Regions from separate parts of the Mus musculus genome. Here region 2 is linked to region 1. The links are chromatin loops, found by intact Hi-C in ENCODE. Cell type or tissue: gastrocnemius. All regions are shown on one strand. Each heading gives the region's core, and the rest is flanking DNA. Links, peaks and the distances in the headings are about the cores only. Region 1 has its middle 78 kb from the start of Gm34848. Region 2 overlaps Gm52095 (a long non-coding RNA gene).

Region 1 (10,245 bases), core at 1,266-9,265:
CTGGGTTGTATAAGAAAGCAAGCCGAACAAGCCAGAAAGGGCAAGCTAGCAAGCAGTGTTCCTCCATGGCCTCTGCTTCCTCTGCCTCTGTTCCTTCCTCTAGCTTCCTGCCTTGACTTCCCTCAGTAGTGGGCTACAAGCTGTAAGATAAAATCAATCCTTTCCTCCCAAGACAGAGAGGCTGGACGATGGACTGGGAAAGGGCACAGAGCACCCCCAGGTCCCGGGAAGTGGACAGGGCCTACAGAGCCACGCCTCCCTTTCCTTCCATTCTACACACAGGCCCACTAACCACTTCCCTGAGCTAATCTACTAACAGCCTCCTCAGTCCACGGGCTCCATCACCCCAACCCCAGAGGCATCCGTGAGAATTAACAGCAAGGAGCCTACTGAGTTATAGAAATGTCTCTCTTCTCTCTTACCCTACCTCCTGCTTACAGATAATGTTTATTACCAAGCCAAGTAGAAAACATAAACATAATAACCAGTCATCACAATTTAGCCTCTAGGTTAAGCCCGGCATTCGAGTTAGAAATGGCAGACTCTTAGTATGATTTATACGACCCTCAAGCTTATATACTTTGGGGGTCATTTCCAAGGCTAGCCAATTCCATTTAGACAGCAGGTGTCTAGCTTAGGTGAAAGGTCTAGAAACTCTAGCAATCAAGGACAGCGTTCCCACAGGTGACCTCACATTCCCACCTGTGGTCAGCTGGGGATAAGCAGTTACCTTGCCAGGAGGGTGTGGGTTCCTGGGGTCTTTGCTGCCCCCTGCTGCCTTGCTGAAGCCACTCACTTTAGGTACCCTCCGGTTCCCTATCACACTCAGGGTCGGTAAGCCTTGTGAATATCCTTCACAACCACTGTGGTCACAAAGGCTTCTAAGAAACCTCTCTGAACCACCCTGCCCCAGTAACAGCCTAGGAGGGTGCCAAGAACCACCCAGTTTCCTGTGGGAACTCCCATTGCATGTGTGGAACAACCCTGCTACAGTTCAGATGAGGGTCGGGCTCAATGTCTTACACGGAGGTCTCATTCAACAACTGTCCCTGCACACACCTGAACACACGTCTTCAGCTCACCCACATGGGAGGAACCAAGGTCCAAAGCCTTCATCGGTGCTTCTTTTTGTGTAGAAATTCCATATAGTATATAAATCTGGCTCCCCACCATAGATGAGTTTTGTAGACCACCATGTACCTGCCAACCATGGGACATCCCCAGGCCCATCACCCAGAGACTCCACAACCTTCTGTTTTCCTGTCACTTTCTTCACACTCAGATTCCATAATATGATGCTCACCCCCTAGGACAGGGACCTCTGGAGTCACTGTCCTAGATCCTAGACCCTTACAGAAGAGGACCTCTTACTAGTGACTAGTGGATGGTGGGGACAGAGACAGAAGGGCAGGGCCTGACTGCTAGTTTGAGGAATCATGAGGAAACAGTTCAATTAAAATAACTAAATTAAAAGGAAGGGTATAAACAAACCCATGACTGCACCCTTGCAACCTCAGTACTCAGGGGGAGAAGGCATGAAGATCATTCTTAGCTGTATACCAAGTTCAAGGCCAGCATGAAGTACATAAAGCCTGGCCTCAAAAAAGGGGGGGGGGGGGTTGGAGAGATGACTCAGCAGTTGAGAGCACTGGCTTCTCTTCCAGAGGTCCTGGGTTCAGTTCTCAGCACCCTCATGGCAGCTCACAACTGTATGTAGCTCCAGTTCCAGGGAATCTGATACCCTCACAAACACACATGCAGGCAAAGCACCAATGCACATAAAATAAGTAAATCTTTAAAAAGGGGGGTGGGGGTGGGATGGGTATAACATTACATAATGAATCAACTCAGGAGGTTATGTGATTTTTTTCCCTTTTTCTTAAGTATTATAGTATTGATAATGGTAGAATTTTTTAATCCCTTGAACATTTTCCAAAACAACTATTAGTATGTTGTATGACGCTCATTTTTAGCCACCAACACAAACTATAACTAAGTAAATACTATTCCTTTATGCAGACTTTTATAGACTTGAAATGCCAAAGACCTATACAGGAAAGAGTAAGCCCAACCTGGCTCTTAGAGTGATCTCAAGATCAAAACACAGGAAGCACAGGGCAGCTGGCCCTGGGCAGTGCAGTCATCTCTCTGGAGTGCTTGGTGGCTACACAATTATTGGTCTTTCCCTAGTTCCCACCCCATATATACACACCTGCTGGTACCCGAGGAACATCAGCACACCCTCCAGATCCCAGATATCCAATTGTTTTTTGGTTTTTGGTTTTTGGTTTTTTGAGACAGGATTTCTCTGTGTAGCCCTGGCTGCACTGGAACTCACTCTGCAGATCAGGCTGACCTCGAACTCAGAATCCTCCTGCCTCTTTTTATTTATTTATTTTTATTTATTATATGTAAGTACACTGTAGCTGTCTTCAGACACTCCAGAAGAGGGAGTCAGAACTCATTACAGATGGTTGTGAGCCACCATATGGTTGCTGGAATTTGAACTCCAGACCTTCGGAAGAGCAGTCAGGTGCTCTTATCCACTGAGCCATCTCACCAGCCCCTCCACATATATATATATATATATATATATATATATATATGCATGTATGTACATATATGGTATATATAACATAATATATGTGTAATTTTTTTCTGCAAGAAAAAGGATTTTATTTTTTTTCTCAGTCCTGTGAACTCTTTCAAAGGACAATGAAGCCTGAAAAGTTGTTCTGAGTGAGCACACGGTTTTAAAGGAGCATGGACATACACTGTCACTTATTTATATTTATTCTGCTTTATCTTTTTTAAGATTTACTTAACGTGTATGGGTATTTGGCCTGCATGTGTCTATGTGCATCACATGCATGCGATGCTCATGGAGGCCAGATCTATTTGTTTGTTTGTTTGTTTGTTTGTTTTTGAGACAGGGTCCTCAAGCTTATTATACTGCAGCTAACCTTGATCTTCTGGTCATTTCCCCAGTTCCTCAGGCAAGCACTACCACACCCAGCTTATACATAAGTTTGAGGAAGCTTGGTACTGGTGTAGCTGTGGGGCAGCCTGGACAGCACAGGCCATCTGCAACTGGCTGGCGGGTGCTATCCTTGCATCTGCTGCCCTTTGCTGGGTCCCTGTCACCTTGGCTAAGCATGTGAGTGGGTTGCAGAACTCAGAGCCAGCTACTTGGTGAAGACAGAAGAGAAAGCTGGGTTCCAAGAGGAACACAAAGCATGGGACCCAGGTGACCATCCGCTCTAAGGGCAGTCTGGGGACTCCAACACTGTACTCACAGTCACCTCACACACATTTATTTGCCTGGCATCTCTCAATGGCTGCCTGGTGTGAGCAAGCCATGCACACTCAGGTGTTAATGGAGACTTTGGGCTGGAGAGGGCACCAGCAGGCAGCTGAGCTAGCTAGGCTCCCTGGGAAGTTTTATGTTCAGGGAACAGGATAGAGACAAGCCTCTGAAAGTCACTGTTTCCTCAAGGCTGCTCAAGGCAACTATCAAGTACCTCAAAGTTACAGCCTCAGAGGCCCAGGCACTGCTGGAGTCGACTTATTAACAGACAGAAGCGTAGCAGTTGAGTGTAAGGGGGTTGGGGGGTGGAGCAGAAACTGCTCAGAAGAAAGACAGATAGACGGGGACCTGCACCTCCGCACGCATGTGCGTTTGTGTCTCCAGCATCTTACAGGCTCTAGAAACAGGTCAGGACATGCAGGTGAAGACTAGGCAAAGCCAGTCAGGCTCTGTCTGCATTGCCTTCATCCTCAGAGACCTCCCAGGACCCTAAAGCTAGTCACTTTCAATCATTTTAAAAAGCCTGTATCCTCCAGTCCCAAGCTCCTGGCTGAGAGGGCTGCAGCTCCCCACACAGGGACCCCTCTCTTCCCTGCTACCTCTCCCTCAATCCACCCCAGAGCCCCACTCAGGCCAGTACCCAAGGAGCTGCCTCAACACTTCCCCAGCCTCAGTTTCTGTCAACTTTTCAGTCGACCTGTGTAGATCTTGTCTGCTGGACCTAGGATCTGAAGACCTGAAAGAATGGGGCAGACTGCAGTCTAGTTCTGCAGACAGTCCGATTTCCATTTCAATGTACATTCATAGACAACTGTCACTATGAAAGCAATGATCTAAGGAAGGTTGTTTGAGTTCAGAAAAACACGTAAATAAATGCCAGTAAGCACATACTAAATATTAACAGAGTAGCCCTTTCCCAGAACTTTCTCAGGAGAGTCCAATTTAAACACAATTGCCTGGCACACATAATAGATTATATCTGGGAGGGCACAAACGCCAAGCAGAAGGCTGTATCCAGATTCGGGGTACATGGACCAGTTTGGGTTCTGTGGCTACGCTCTGACATCCAACAAGAATAAACATGTCTTATAAACTGAATGTCAATGTTTGTCACAGGAGGCATAGAGTCACATCCAAGAACCATCCAGGGAACAAAATGCACTTGAGGTAAAAGGCCCTCTGTCCTTTTTTCTGGAGCCTCTGTCACAGTTCCCCAAGGCATAGCTCCCCATGGGTCATTCTTTTGACAGTGTCTAACAAGTTACCAACTCTGTAAAACTGGAGATAAGCCCAAACTGCTGGAAGCTGACATCAACATTTCTTTTTTTCCTTGCTGTGAGCCTGGATTGAATTTCATTTCATTAATTAACCTATTTTCCCCCCACTGGAGTTTGTTTCATTTGTTTTGGGACAGGGTCTTACTCTGTAGCTCGGGGTTGGCTGAAAACTCATGGTAATTTTGTATAGCTTTCCCGAGTGCTAGCGTTGTAGATGTGAAACAGTACATCTGGCTTAACTTCCTTTATTTCTATTTATCTAGTTAGTTGTTTTGGCTTTGTGATTTGTTTTGTTTCTTAAGAGGCAGGGTCTCATGTAGCCGGGGCTGACCTCAAACTCACTACGCAGCCAAGGACCGTCTTAAATTTTTGGTCCTCCTGCTAAGGTTGCAGGTGTGCACAGACACCCCCACTTTTTATGCAAGGCCAGAGCTAGAGGCAGGGCTGTGGGCATGCAAGCAAGCACCCACCAACTGAGCTGCAGCTGAGGGCCATGAAAGAAAATGAAAGGGAAATGCAACAGTTACAGAAATCATAACCTGAAAAATGCCAAGTAAAGACAGACATGAAATCCTCGGAGAAAGCAGGTGATGTTTAAGAGACTCTAAGTACCTACTGATGCTGTTTTTCTAAATGACCCTGTTGTCAAACTCCCTTCTAAACATCTGTGTTCAGATCCATAGTCTGGTGCTGTGTCCACCCAGCCTTGGTCAGGGAAGGTTCTTGTTGCAGTGGGCGGTGGTTTCTGCAGAGATGCATTTCTGCTGAAAGTGTGAAAAACGGCTGTGAGCGGTCAACCGTAGATGAGAGCACCTCTATCAGAGCCTGTCCTGGAAGCTTAAGGGGCTGAAGAGGGAGCAGAAAGGACATAAGAGTCAAAGGACAGGGAGGAGAGCCATGAACTGCTGTCCCCTGGTCATGGTGTAGCTTCTGCTCACACAACTCTGCAGCAGCTATGGTACCCTGCACAAGATAAAGTCCATCCAAAATTCCATCATGGAGGACAGGGTCATGTATAGGGGGTTCTCCCAGGGCTCTGCCCCAGCTGAGGCACATTGGCAGTTCATGATTGCTAGAGGAGGGAGAGCCACTTTTCTTTAGAAGCCTGGCCACTGATAGATTTCCCACACCCCAGTACTCATGTGCTTATAGGTAGTGTTAATCAGACTCAGTGGGTTAAATAAATAAACAAACAAATAAATAAATTTAAAAGGAGGGCATGAATTGGGAGGGAGATGAGATGCAGGTCCCCATGGGAGTTTTTGGAGGATGGATTTGATTAGGATGTACCCCAGGTAATTGATGTTGTGACTCTAGGCAACTTCTGTGAGTACTACTACTACTACTACTACTACTACTACAACACACACACACACACACACACACACACACTCCTGTCTGATTCTTGTGCTCTAAGAAGGAATGTTGGAGAATTCACTCCCTTCAAGACTTGGCTGGGCAGACCTGGGTGTTATGATACTAACACAGTCACTGTAGCTTTAATGGGGTGAGGCCCCTCCTGGAGAACACAAAGTTCCACTGGAAATAGCTAGAAGTGAATCTTTTCTAGGGCTAAGGGTTGGAGAGAACAGGGCTCCTACCTCTACAAGGACAAAGCTAAGAAGTCGCACAGAGTGTGGGTGCACAGTCCCCTCTGGTGGCCGTCATCAGAAATGCAGGGAGGAGCCTCGCCCCTCTATAAGGGCTCAGCAGCCAGTCTAAACAGTATATCCAGACTAAGCCCTTTCAAAAACTGGAATTGAGATCTGGCAAGACAAGTGAGTAAAGACACCTGACCCTGACAACCTGAGTCAGATCCCTAAGACACATAAGGTACAAAGAAAGACGTGACTCTCAAAAGCTGTCCTCTGATACAGACACACACACACACACACACACACACACACACACACAAAACGTGTTCTAAATGTTTAAGTAAACAAAATAAAACAGGAACTGAAAATTAAAAGATTTCATTTCTCAACAGAACTGATAGGAAAAGGTTATATTTGGACTTTCCTTACTTAGGGAGTTTTCTTGCTGCTGCTGCTCTTGTTTTCTGGAGCACTTGAATGTCGTCTACAGATGCCCCCGTGAGTGCTGAAGCACCAGATGTATCGAAGGATGCAGCAAGCTGCCTGAGTTCTCTAAGTGTCCAAAGGCCCAGAGTGTCCCAACACCATCTTAAGAGACTGTCCTCATGGCTACTAAACTCTAAACTTTACAAACCATACCCTAAATACAATCTGCTATTTCCTTCCAGAAAACCCCAGCAGGTCTGGGCCAGGAACAGTGGCTAATGGCAGAGAGGACAAGACAATGTAGGGTCAGACTCAGTAGATCCTGGCTGGCCTGTTCTGGAGTCTTCCAGTATTTGAGTGAACTTGGGCACAGTCTTCAGGCAGCTAAAGAACCAGAGCTGAAGACTGCTGCTGCGTATAAACGGTGTCTTGGGTTATTGTTGGAGAGTCACAGTACAGGGTACAAAGACTGCCCACTGCTGATGTGCACTTCAAATCTCCAAATACAACAGAGCCACGGACTTTGGTGTTTTTATAGATAAGGAAATCAGGGCTGAGAGAGGGCCTGTCCCTTACTAAGGGTCCCTCAGCTCAGTGAATCCCAAGTACATCTTGCTGACTCCACAGCTCTGCTCTGGGATGCTCAGGGCAGAGGGCGGAGGCTGTAAAGAGGGCTATCAAGGGCAAGATGGCCCTGGAGCCCAGCTCACATGACAGAGCAACATGTAGGCAGTGCCAGAAACAACAGTTCCTTTCCTTCCCTGCTCTCTGCCCTAATCACGGAGCTCCCCCTCGCTCTTAAGCCCCACTTCCTGCTTGATAACCCCATTCTGATTGCTGGATTTCCACACGGTGATAGCTGCCCTTCTGCACACAGCCAGTCCTGACCCCAAATCCGCAGATGTGATGGCTGGGTCTGCACTTCCTCATAGAAAGTTTTTCCTGGAATTACACCCTAGCCATTAATACTTAGGGGCTCAGCCTTTTCTCCATTCCCACAGGAAACAGTCACCAGCCCCCAGGTTGTGCCAGGCACTGTACTGGGCACTCAGGATATAAAGCCTCTTAGAAAACTACCCAAAGCTAGAAACTAAAACAGAACTTTAGTCATCTATAGCATGAACCAGCTTACAGGGAAGGGAACCGCAGTTAGCATGTCAACTTCTAGAATCACCTGGGAAGAAGGTCTCAGTGAGAGACTTAGATGAGGCTAGCCTCCCTGTGGGAGATTATCTTGATCGTCTTAAATGAGATGGGAAGACCTGCCCACTGTGGGTGGCACTATTCCCTAGGTGGGGAATTCAAGCTGAGCATAGGCATGTATGCAGTAATTCACTGCCCTCTGTTTGACTGCGGATGGAACATGACCAGTGTGCTCCAAGTATCTACCACCTTAACATCCCTACAATAATGGCCAGAACTTAGAACTGGGAGCCAAATAAACCCTCCCTCCCTCCCTTCCTTTAAGGTGTGGTTGTCAGTGTTATATCATAGCAACAGGAAACAACACTAAGATTAACTTTACTTGATTCATTGTTTGCTTTTGGTTTGTTCCCAGACTCTGCACAGTTAGGCTATCAACTTACAAAGCATAGACACACAGCAAAATAATTTTTCAGGCCTAGCCTCAAAGGTCAGTTTTACTGTCCTAAATGAACTAGCATGGTTTATATCCAAGTTTGTATTTAATATAGTCTTCCCTTTTCTGTAGTATCTTCTGGTATTATATATGTATGTATATTTTTATATATGATACAAACATACATAAATTTGTGTATGTGTGTGTGTGTGTGTATATATATGTCTGTGCGTGTCTGTGTATCTGTGTTCATTCCTTGGTCATCCTTAAAATAAGATTCTCATCCTCACCCTGTTACTTTTTGCTGAGTTAAACAAATTTTTTACCTGGGTTAAATGTATATATTTGGTCAACAGACCAAATAAAATGAATCTTCACATGACACGATTGAAATGTAAAGTACTTCAGGCATGGAGAGAGGCACCCCAGCCTGATACGGCATGTGCAAACATCCTGTGGCAGCGAGTGGGACATGCTGGAGAGAAGGTTGGGTCATGTGAACTTGAACACCTATAACCAGGGTCTTTACAGCAGCTTCTGTGCCAATACCACACCATGATTATAGAGTCAAGTACCCCCATCTGCCCCAGCCACATTCAGCAGCCGTGTCCTACCAAACAGATTCGGCCTCACGGGGTAGGGTAAAGACTGTGGCACTCAGATAATGAGGCTGTAATTCCATGCCAACCAATGACAAGGAAAGGCGTGGTAAGCAGGCAATATAACCAGGATTCTGTCAGGAAAAGAGGAACTCACCGGTTCTGGTATGTGCGTGGTTCTATGATGGACCCTGACCCGAAGAGAGTTAACCAAAAGAGTTACTTACAGTAAACATCCATTGAAACTGTCACTTGTGTATCAAGACTGATGCCTACCTGTTGAAAATTGACATCTATCTATTGACACTGAAATCCATCTATTGAAATTGATGGCTATCAACCATCTTAAAAGCTTTGTTTTTAAGAGTCTAGTTGTAGAAAAACAAGTGTTTCTCTGATTGTTCCAGGAAGGGCAACGAGCTCCAGCAGCCACCTCACCGCTTTCCCTCACGAGGAAGCCTCACTTTCCCCTTATCAGATGTCTCGATTCTCTCAGGACAGGGATGCCACACAGACAGGGAATTTCTCCTCCCTTTACCTTTGGATTTATAATGATGAACAGGATACTACCATCGTCCCCAGCCCAGAACCACAGAGAGGAGACACCCTACAAACGCTGGGGTGAGAGGGGCAATGTCGGCGCTCTGCTTAGCCCTGGGAATGCTGGGGCGTTGCGCATCAGAGCAGTGGCAGATGCTAAAACATACAACCAGAAACCGGCAGAATTCATTGCAACATTCTTTGGATGCACGGCTTCCCCTCTGGGAACGGCCTGGGTGGCCAATACGTGATCAAGCACTGTGGCATCTCTGTGGTACCTTGCATGTAAGAAGATAGCCATGAAGAGTAGTGAATTCAAAGTTGGTATTCAAAAGTCGGTCACCAGGGGGCAGGAGAGAGTAAAATTTCATAGCATGGCTTTTGAATTTGAGACTCTGATGAGAGTTTAGAAGAAGCCAAGATTAAACACAAAGACCTCCAGATAAAAATCTGGTTAAAAACCAACATATCTGAGCCTCCTTTAGTCCAGGCATTGAAGACTCTTTTTTTTTTTTTAATGGAAACGGGTCATGCAGACGGGCTAACATTGATCTTTATCAATCATTAACCGCCTCCCACACCTGCAGAGAAGCAATTCTGCAACTGAGTTACCAGAGGATAGGAAGATGAGGGCTCCAGCTCCTCTCCCATTCACATCATCCCTCCTCGTCCCCAGTTGCAGATCTACAAATATGGAACATCTGCATCATCCGCCTGCAGGGCTCTAGCCTCCACAGAGACCTGCCCTCCCACACTTCTGCATCTGCTTCTCTTCAAACCCCCTCCTCCCCACGGAGCCCCCCTCATAATCTATCAGCTTCTGGTCCTCTGCTTTAGCCACGCCTCTCCCTCACTCTTATACCGTACTGCAACCCTCCACAGTACTGGGATCTGTGTAGGTCTGAAGTTCCTATACTGGAGA
Region 2 (10,245 bases), core at 731-8,730, 230 kb before region 1:
ACCCAGAGAGAAGAAACTTTCAAGAGCGGCCACTGAAGGTGGAGTTGGAAGGATGCAGCTTTCCTAAGTCCTTGCCCACTGGGAGGTAGGCTTTTCCATGATACTGCTGTCTTTGAGTCGCCCAGGTTCCTGTAAGTAACCCCAATGATCTCATTGGTCTCCAGGCTACACTTCAGTGGAATGTCTACTTTGTCTATCAGTGCCCTCGCTACAGTAAAAAGAAGTTCACTGTGACCACAGAATCAACTGACGAGGACTCACGGGAGTCTCAGAGATCAAGGGGCCTGTAGGGGTCTGACCTAGGTTCTATGTAAGTATGTTATGGCTGATATTCTTGTAGGATTCCTAACAGTGGGAGCGAGGGCTGCCTCTGACCCTTATACCTGCTCTTGGGACTCTAGTCCTCCTACTGGGTTACTTCATCGAGCCTTGGTGTAAAGATGTATGCCTTGTTTTATTGTAGCTTCTTATTCCACGATTTTGTTGATGTCCCTCGGAAGCCTGCTCTTTTCTGAGGAAAGGCAGAGGAGGGAAGATGGATCTGGGAGAGAGGGGAGATGTGGAGGAGAGACTGGAGAGGTAGAGGGGAAACTGCAATCAGGGTGTAATATATAAGAGAAAAAAATGTTTTTCACATCTCCTCAGGAAAAGTCACACTTAGATGTGCAAATGAGTTCTTCTCTGTCTTAACTGATTTGGTGTCATACATCATATGGCCCATAGTAATACAAGTTCCTTGCAAATATAATGGACAATGTAAGACACTAAAGATTATCAAATTTTGTTCCAAAATTTATTGTAGTAAATACAATACTATTTCTAGAAATATGTTAGAGAAGCCTTAGTGTAAGATACAAATCTCATGGTGTTTCAAGTAAGTTTATGAACTTATGTTGGGCAATATTCATAGTTTTCCTCAGTCATATGCAGCCCATGAACTGGTTAGTTGGCGACACCTGCCAGATTCTTGTAGAATTATATATAAAGCATCTTAGTCAAGGTTCCTATTGCTGTGATAAAGCACCACAAACCAAAAGCAGTTGGGGAGGAAAGGATTTGTTTGTCTGGCTTACAGTTCCACATCATAGTCCATCATTGAAGGAAGTCAGGGCAGGAACTCAAACAGAGCAGGAACCCAGAAGCAGGAGCTGAGGCAGAGGCCGTGGAGGGAAGCTGCTCCTGGCTTGCTCTTCATGGCTTGCTCAGTCTGCTCTCTTTCTTTGTTTCTTAAATTATTTATTCACTTACTTATTTTATGTGCATTGGTCTTTTGCCTGCATGTATGTTTGTGCGAAGGCGTTGGATCCTCTAGAACTGGACTTAACAGACAGTTGTGAGCTGCCATTATGAATGTTAGGTCCCCTGGAAAAGAATCCAGTGCTCTTAATCATTGAGCCATTTCTCTAGCCCCAGCCTGATTTCCTATAGAACTAAGATCATTAGCTCAGGGATGGCACTATTCATAATGGGCTGGGTCCTTCTCCATCAATCACTATTTAAGAAAATGCCCTACAGGTTTACCTACAACCCTAACCCATAAAGACATTTTTTCATTTGGGATTTCCACCTTTCAGATTACTACAGCTGTGTCAAATCGACAAAACTAACCAGCACACAATGTAATTTAAATATTTAAGCTTCAGAAATGATTCAAGAAAAGTTTCACTCTTTCATTGGCAGACACTGAATGTTTATATGTCCTCAAAATTCCTATATTGTAACTTAATCTCTGATGCTATGGTATTTGGAGGCAGAAGCTTTGGGAGTTGTGGTGGCTTAAATAAGAGTGGTCCCCGTAGACCCATATACTTGAATTATTGGTCCCAATTAGAACTATTTGAGAAGGATTAGGAGGTGTGGCCTTGTTGGAAGAGGTATGTCACTTGAGGATAGGATTGGAGGTTTAGGAAGTCCAGGCCATGGGGGCTGGAGAGATGGCTCAGTGGTTAAGAGCACTGACTGCTCTTCCAGAGGGCCTGAGTTTGATTCCCAGCAATCATATGGTGGCTTGCAGCCATCAGTAATGGATGCCCTCTTCTGATGTGTCTGAAGACAGCTACAGTGTACTCATATACATAAAATAAACAAATCTTTTAAAAGAAAACCTCTCTCTCTCTCTCTCTCTCTCTCTCTCTCTCTCTTTCCCTTCACCCCCCCACATCCATCTTACAGATTCAAGGTAAGTGCTCAGCTACTACTGTTCTAGCACCATGCCTGCCTTCCATGATGGTCATGAACTAACCCTCTGCAACTGTGAGCCTTTGATTAAATGGCTCCCTTTATAAGTTACCTTGGTCATGGTATTTTGTCATAGCAATAGAACATAGCAATTAGGCCATGTGAGTGAACCCCTCACAAAGAATTAACACTGTTATCAAAAGGATCCCAGAGAATCTGAAAAGATGAGTCTTCAGTTTAGAGAACTAGCTAGCTGCTCTTCAGAGGGGCTGAGGAAGAGGGAGGAGGAGGAAAGACCCACACCCTGCCAGAGTTTTACCTATTCTCTGGTCAGTCAGGCATGAGAGAGCTGCCACACACTTTCCACTCATCCCCAGGTGGACATCTAAGCCTCTGACCCACTCTTTGCAGGGTGGCAAAGGGGCAGCCCTACCTGGGATTCCCGAGCTACTTTGCTAAAGCCACCGGGGTTATGGGAGAGAGGGATGAGGGAAGAGGTTTCCAACATCGACAAGAGTGAGTGCAGCCTTGATGAGCAGAGACTGTCTATGGTTTTAGAGCTTTATTATAGAAAGACAGGGGGAAAGAGAGAAGGTAGAAAGGAAAGAGAAGAAGAGAGGAAAGGCTAGAGAGAAAGAGTCAGAGGAAGAAAGGAGAGGAGAGAGGGGGTGAGCTTGAGGGGTAAGAAATAAGAGAGTGAGAAGTAAGAGAGTAAGAGAGCAAGGTAGGGGGCCTAACAGCCCCTTTTATGGTCTTTACTGTTGCTAGGTAACTGGGGAGTTTAGCCTGAAGGTCAGAAGCTTGGGCCATTGCCTACGTGACTTCTAGCCATGTTTCTCTTGGGGGGGGGGTCTGGGGGGCAGTAACTTAGACAGGAGCCAGAGTTCCAGGAGACATGAGAGAACTCCTTACATCCCATGTAGATGAATTATCACCACAGGGTCCTGGGGTTCAGCATCTCAGCTCGACTGAGGACCAGCCTGTCTGTGCACAGCCCAATGCCCCACATTCCTGGTAGCTTAGGCCAAGATCTTAAGCAAGAATCATGGGTAAGAAACCATCCCTTAAGATGGGGGTCACTAATATGACCTTATTCCCAGGGAAACCAACGCTTTACTTTTTAAATCATTTACGAAACTATGATGATAGATAAAAAACTTTCCCAACAATAAAATTTCATATGGCTACACGTGTGTCATTGGAGGTGGGTTTTGGTATATGGTAAAGAAAGCCTTAATTAGAAAGAATTAAAATAGTTTAAATTTATGTGTTGAAGATTGATTTAAAAAATTCAGGCATTAAATGTTAAACAATAATTGAACATAAAGATTTACTAACCTCTTGGAAGTATGCCACTAGCCTTGGATGACTGCCCCCACTGAAAACATCCTTTTAGAATTGATATATTTTGATGATTTATATTAATAATGATGTTACCTGTTCTGTTTGTGATTCGCTGAATATACAGTTTCAGAGTTGTAATGCTTGGATGATTTTTGTGCTTTACTGTGCTAAATAATTTTTGTTGATATTTGTAATTGTTTCACTGGATACAGTTTCTAAGAGATGGTTTTTTTAATGTATAAAATCCCCTGCTTGAGAGCTACAAAATGCACTCAGATTCAAACTGGCTCTGTGTTCGTTTCTGTTTGTCACCGCTGAATCCTTACCCACTTAGCTTCGAGGACCCTCATTCTAGGGACCCTCATGCCCGACTGGGGTGGTCTGTGGCACTCCCCCATCCTCACTATGTTCCTTTCTGCAATTTAGAATGTTCTGAAAGCATTAAATAGTAAACCATAAAATGAGGGTGTTAGATATTTTTAAAATAAGTCAAAAATACTTCCAGGGCTGAGCGATAATCCTGTTCAGAAGTAGAATGTGCAAGGCTCTGGATTTATTGTCTGTCACAGCAAAACAAGAGCACCCATACTCCCAACCCCTACCACTACCCCCAACACTGCTAACACCATCTTCCCCCCTTCCCCCACCTCCTTCCCACTGCAACCACCACTCCCTACCCGCCCCACCCTACTCCCACACACAAAATAAAACAACTCAAGCTATACAGTTTCTTTTATCCCAGGCAATCCTCCTGCTTCTGCAGTCTGAGTATTTGAATTATAGATGCAAACTACTTATTTGCCCTCCATCCTGTGTGTGTGTGTGTGTGTGTGTGTGTGTGTGTGTGTGTGCACGCACATTCGTGCACTAGAAGCTTTGGTGTACATGTTATCTAAGTATTCTGCCAATGAGCTACATCTCCAGCCCCTAGTTTACAGCTTTCAAGGTTAAAAAGAAGTTACATTTCATAAAAAAAAATGTATTTGAATTTTAAAAAAAATATGTCTGTGTGAATGTGGGTGCCTGTGGAGGCCAGGGTACCCTGGAGCTGGAGTTACAGGTGCTTTGCAAGACACCTAGTGTGTGTGTGTGTGTGTGTGTGTGTGTGTGTGTGTGCTGGGAACTGAACTTGGGTTCTCTGGATGAGCAGCAAGAGTTCTGAAATGCCAAGCGATGGCTCCAAGCAATGGCTCCAGCCTCTGGAATGTTTGAGTGAAGTCCACAGGCTTGAAAGCCTGATGGTACACAGATGTAAAGGCAGATACGGCTAGACTGAGGTAGTGTCTGATGTTGATCAATATAGGTCATAATTATATGTATAAAATTGTTAATATTTGTGGTACAGCACTCTGCCACTGAGATACACCTCTAACCCAGATACCTTTTCGAAGCACAATCCTATTTTTATGGAAAAATAGTTTAAACATCTCACAAAAATAAAATAAAAATACCCATTTGTTGAATACCTGGAGTAGTCCTTGAAGCTCTAGGTCCATCCATGCTAAACTTCAGGCATTCAAAACTTAATAGACCCCCAAGAGCATATACACAAATATTCCAGCAGAGGGAAGCAACACATCACTAAGCGGTTTCAAAAACTAGCTTTTCAAGTGTGTATATACATACACGCTATGGGAAGATATATATAAAATGTGATGTTTTTGAAGCAAAGTTTCATGCATCCCAGGGTGGCAGTACTTTTAAAAATTCGAGGAAGCCAGCTGTGGAGACACACTCCTTTAATCTCAGCATTCAGAAGGCAGAGGCAGGAAGACCTCTATGAGTTTGAAGACAGCCTGATTTATATAATGAACTACAGGGCAGCCAAGACTAAATACTGAGACTCTATCTCAAAAAAAAAATTATTTTCAGAAGAATCATGTGGATAAATGTATGTATACATACATGTATGTATATGTGTGTAATTTTTTATTATAGCAATTTTGGTATTAAGTATCACTTAGTCATAGCAGAATTTTTCCCAGAACTCTGAGTTGGGTGCAGTTCTTGGATGGAACCTGGAACAATAGCAAGATGGGTACAGTTCAGTTACAAGTATTTCCTGTTTTTTATGAAGTATAAATTTACAAAGAGTCATGATTTAAGGTCTAAAGGATTCTTCTAAAACTTATGAGTGTGTATGTGTGTGGGTACATAAGTGTGTATGTGTGTGGGTACATAAGTGTGTATGTGTGTGGGTACATAAGTGTGTATGTGTGTGGGTACATAAGTGTGTATTGTATGGGCAATATATATGGCATTCAGAGGACAACTTGCAGAAGTGGGTTCTTTCTTTCCACTATGTGGGTTCCAGGGTTCAAACTCAGGTTGTTGGGCTTGCCAGCAAGCATCTTTACCCACTGAGCCAACTCACTGACCCAAGGATTCTTGCTGTTGTTTGTGGGACTGGGGGTTGAACCTAAGGTCTGTGCACATGGACTCTACTATGTGCTATATCCACAACCCCCTTTTTACTGTTAAAAAAAAAACTGATTGGGGACAACACTACAAAGATAGGTAAGTATTTGAACACTTCACAAAAGTAAGTATAATGGGCAAAAAATATGTGAGGCCATTCCCAGCATCATTACCCATCAGGGAAACGCACACATCCTATGAGATGTGATTACATGCCTATCAGAATAGGAAGAGGGGGAAAAAGGCCAAGATAGGGACAACTTGATTTACTGTTGGAAATGTAAAATGGTATAGCCACGTGGTAAACAGTTCAGAGACGCGTCTTGCCAGACACATCCTTGGTGCGGTATAATCCACCATGAGCATCCTCCTTGTTTTCTCAAGGGAAGTGAAAATACAGGCCTACAACGATACTTGCTTATGAATGTTATTTCAGTTTTACTTGTCAACCACCCAACAGGAAATGAGTGAGCAAACATATAACGCAGGCAGACAGATGACTGCCACTCATCAGTAAGACAGATGTGGCGCTGATCTATGTGACAACTTCCAAAAACACTAAAAATCTGAGAAGGGAGAGAAGCCAGGCATTTACTGCGTTATTTCAATTACATTAAACTCTAACTTTGTGTCAGGAGTCAGCAGGAGTGAAAGGGTAGGTGGGGACACTGGGAAGAGCAGAGGAGATAGTGATCACTTTAGGGATAGTGAGAGGGTTCAATATCTTTATAGTTATGGTTACATGATTCTGCATCTTTCTCCGAAGCTCTTGGGTACTCCCTTAATATGAGTTCCTTTAATCATGTGTGGTTCTGTAAGTGTTGTTTTAATTTAAAACTAAATATTTAACGACTATAGTGTGCAACAAACCAAATACTGACTAGACATCCAGGAGAACCTGTACTTCACTTGATGTCGGAGGAGAGTCCTCAGCATAACATGAGCAAAACTCCCCTGGATCCGACATCCCCCACAAAGCCCTAGGGCATGTTATAACAGAAACTTTTATTGAGAGTTGTAGTCAGGAAGCTGTGATAATTAACATAAAGAAACCCAGATCCTATTTGCCCTCTTCTCCATTTCCCCCAACAGTAACACTTTGTTGGTCCCATTCTCTCACTGGTAGATACTTGGGTTCTGTGCTACAGTGAACATGAATGTGCAAAATATCTTTTTAAAATCTTGCTTTCGATTCTTTTGGTTGCATACTCAGAGGTAATCTTGGTGGGCCCTATGGTGGTTCTATGTCTAATTTGTTTGAGAAACTTCTGTGGTGGAACACAGAAAGGCCTGAGGGTTTGTGAAGTCCTGGGTGAAGGTGTGCTGTTGGTATGGTTACATCATGTCAAGAACTCTAACCTCAGACCATGGAAAAATGGCAAAGCCTTCACTGGGGGTGGGGGTGCTCAGAGGGGGTGCAGAAGCTTTGCGTTGGACCACATGTGGATGTTGGTAGTGTGTGCAGAAAATGTTCATCATAGCTTTCACCCCACATATTTACAGATAAAGACTGCTCCCTGACAGGGACCGACTGCTCCTTGAGATGAGCTAGCTCTCTTCTTGTTTGGCTGTATCTATAAACCCTGCTTCCTTGTTCATTTGTGTGTGATAACGCCACTTCCCCGCTGTTCAACTGTATATAATAGGTGCACCGGGCTTCCGGGGTGCAGTTTTACCAGCAGAGGACACAGTCAACCTGATGACAGCTTCGCTGCTGTATGTGTGTTTTGTCTTCATTCTCTTGCCACCCAGTCAGGTGAGTCCCCACAGCTGTGCAAGAATGCAGACAACTTCTGTATATTCTCACCCTGACCATATCATTTTACGTTGCTAGTAACAACCCACAGACTTTACAATTTCTCTATAGCCTGTGTAACACTAACTCGTTGTTCTCCCCCACCACGAGGTGTGCGTGCGTGTGCATGTGTTTAAACACCAGCCATCCTAAGGGATAGTAGTATGATGGCTTAATTTGCATTACACAAGGAGTCTGTGACACTGAGCATCTTTTCCTATGCTTGTGAGCTGTGGCTGGGTCTTTTGGTTTTAGGTTTAGGATAGGTGAACATCTTTTCATTGCTTATCTGCCAGGCGTGTATCTTCTTTGGTTAAGTATCTGTACAGATAACTTGTCCATTTTTTATTTTTTATATTTGTATTACGTGTGTGGTTTGTCTATATGTGCACCACATGCATGCCTGGTGCCTGCCAAGGTCAGAAAGGGGCATCAGATCCCCTGGAGCTGGAGTAATGGATGGTTTTGAGCTGCCATGTGGGTTATGGAACCCAGCCCTGGTCTTCCACAAGTGTCCAGTGCTTTTAATTGCTTGCGGATCTCTCTAGCCCACTTTGATGCTTTTTTTTTTTTTTTTTTTTTTTTTTTTTTTTTGGTTTTTTAAGACAGGGTTTTTCTGTGTAGCCCTGGCTGTCCTGGAACTCACACTGTAGACCAGGCTGGCCTCGAACTCAGAAATCCGCCTGCCTCTGCCTCCCAAGTGCTGGGATTAAAGGCGTGCGCCACCACACCCGGCTACTTTGATGCATTTTTTATATGTTTCTGTACATGTAGTTTACTGAGCTGCTTTGGATCTGTGGTTTAGAATTTCAAGTTTCGAATTGGAGTTATTCATTATTTCACTTTTTTCTTTTCTATTTTTATGCCCTCCTTATTTCATTAGAGATTCTTTCTACATGTAAACTAGGGTGCTTAAAGTTGCCCCAGCTCTTTTCATTAAAAAACAAACAGGGCTGGTGAGATGGCTCAGTGGGTAAGAGCACCTGACTGCTCTTCCGAAGGACTGAAGTTCAAATCCCAGCAACCACATGGTGGCTCACAACCACCCGTAATGAGATCCGATGCCCTCTTCTGGTGCGTCTGAAGACAGCTACAGTGTACTTTACATATAATAAATAAATAAATCATTAAAAAAAAAAAACAAAAAAACAAACAAACAAAAACCGGGGTCTTCTGTATTTGGATATTTTGTTGCCTTTTCTACTAACATTTTCTTCTGCAACATCTTGTCTCCTCTTAACCCATATACTGCACTTTCTACCTCATTCATGGTAGTTTTCATTTGTAGAAATCTCTCTTTCTCTCTCCCTTCCTCTCCTTCCCTCCTCTTCTCTTTGAGACAGGGTTCCTCTGTGTAGGCCTGGCTATTCTGGAACTCACTCTGTAGACCAGGCTGGCTTCCAATTTTAGAAATCCACCTGCCTCTGCCTCCTTAGTGCTGGGATTAAAGGCGTGTGCAACTACTGCCTCGTGAAATCTTTTTGATATTATGTTTCAATATTAAAAATGTGGAATAGCTAGTCCTTTGGTTTTTTTTGAGTTTTGTTGTTTGTTTGTTTGTATTTACTGTGGGCATGAGGTATGGGGGTTGGCTTTGTCTTTCCATCACAGGTTCTGGCTCAGGCCACAGGGCTGGTGCTGCAAGTGCTTCTTATCAGCTGCTTTCTTGCCAGTCCACCGGCAACCGCAGGTTTAATGCCCTTATCTGCCAGTGAGTTTGTCTTTGTATTTTTTTTTTCTGTCTGTGCCTTGGAATCGTTGAATCATCAACATTGTGGACTTTAATGAGAGATGCTGGGTACTTTTGTATTTTTATATTCCTAGGCCTTCCTTTGGGGTGCAGTAACTTGGAAACAGTTAAAGTCTTTTTGGTCTTTAAGACCTGTCCAGCAGTATCATAGTGTTTAAGGCTAATTATTTCTCTACTCCTGAAGCCAGAGTCTTCTGAATAATTCACAGTGATCTCTAGACTATGGTATTTTCCTAGGTTGGTTTGTGAGGACAGACATGATTCCCAAAACCATGAGCTCTTCCTCATTGTCTTGGATAGATAGATGGTCTTCAGAGTTCCGTGCGTGCGTCTTGACATCAGTGCTCTGGTCACTGTTCTTCTGAGTCTATGAGGGACATCTCCAGGTTGTCTCTCCACACTGTGCTGGTATGCTTGGATCTTGCACATCTTTCATGAGCTCTCAGGTAAAAGATTTAGTTTACAGTGCAGTACTGTTCAGAGATGAGGTTTTGGGACGTTCGATGAGGCAAGGGTCTAATCTCATGAATGGGTTCATAAGATTCAGAATTTGAAAAGAAAATATGTGTATGCATGTGTCTGTGTGGATATGTGCAGGTGCGTGCTCCTATGAGTGCACAGAGGCCATAAGGGGATACCGGATTGTTGTGAGCTGGAGTTATAAGCTCCTGACTTATTATGTGGCACTGGCTCTGAACCTGACTCCTCATGATCGCACAGCAAACTCAGCAAGTGCTCTTAGCTTGCTCTCTCCGGTGAT

The links. Hi-C counts contacts between places; a loop is a spot of excess contacts. Peaks named below come from ENCODE experiments on the same cell type or tissue, not always from the same donor. Only the 100,000 strongest peaks of a DNase experiment are listed, where the experiment ranks them.
Region 2: a loop joins it to region 1, with 13 times the contacts of the local background. A loop is called at or near these places in 40 of 42 quality-filtered maps.

Annotation. Positions count from the first base shown.
Region 1 is chr14:27,183,212-27,193,456 of GRCm38, reverse strand. It overlaps a transcript of Arhgef3 not described here. Among named protein-coding and RNA genes, the nearest start is that of Gm34848, 78 kb to the left of the region's middle. In gastrocnemius, for the core only: a CTCF peak has its summit at 6,246 (motif pointing left); a DNase peak (open chromatin) is centred at 6,240; H3K27ac peaks cover 2,243 bases.
Region 2 is chr14:27,409,024-27,419,268 of GRCm38, reverse strand. Gm52095 (a long non-coding RNA gene) reads left to right here. Exons shown (of 4, transcript XR_003951011.1): 2 at 165-310; 3 at 7,587-7,696. Among named protein-coding and RNA genes, the nearest start is that of Gm34702, 14 kb to the right of the region's middle. In gastrocnemius, for the core only: a CTCF peak has its summit at 5,091 (motif pointing right); no DNase peak of the experiment used is centred there.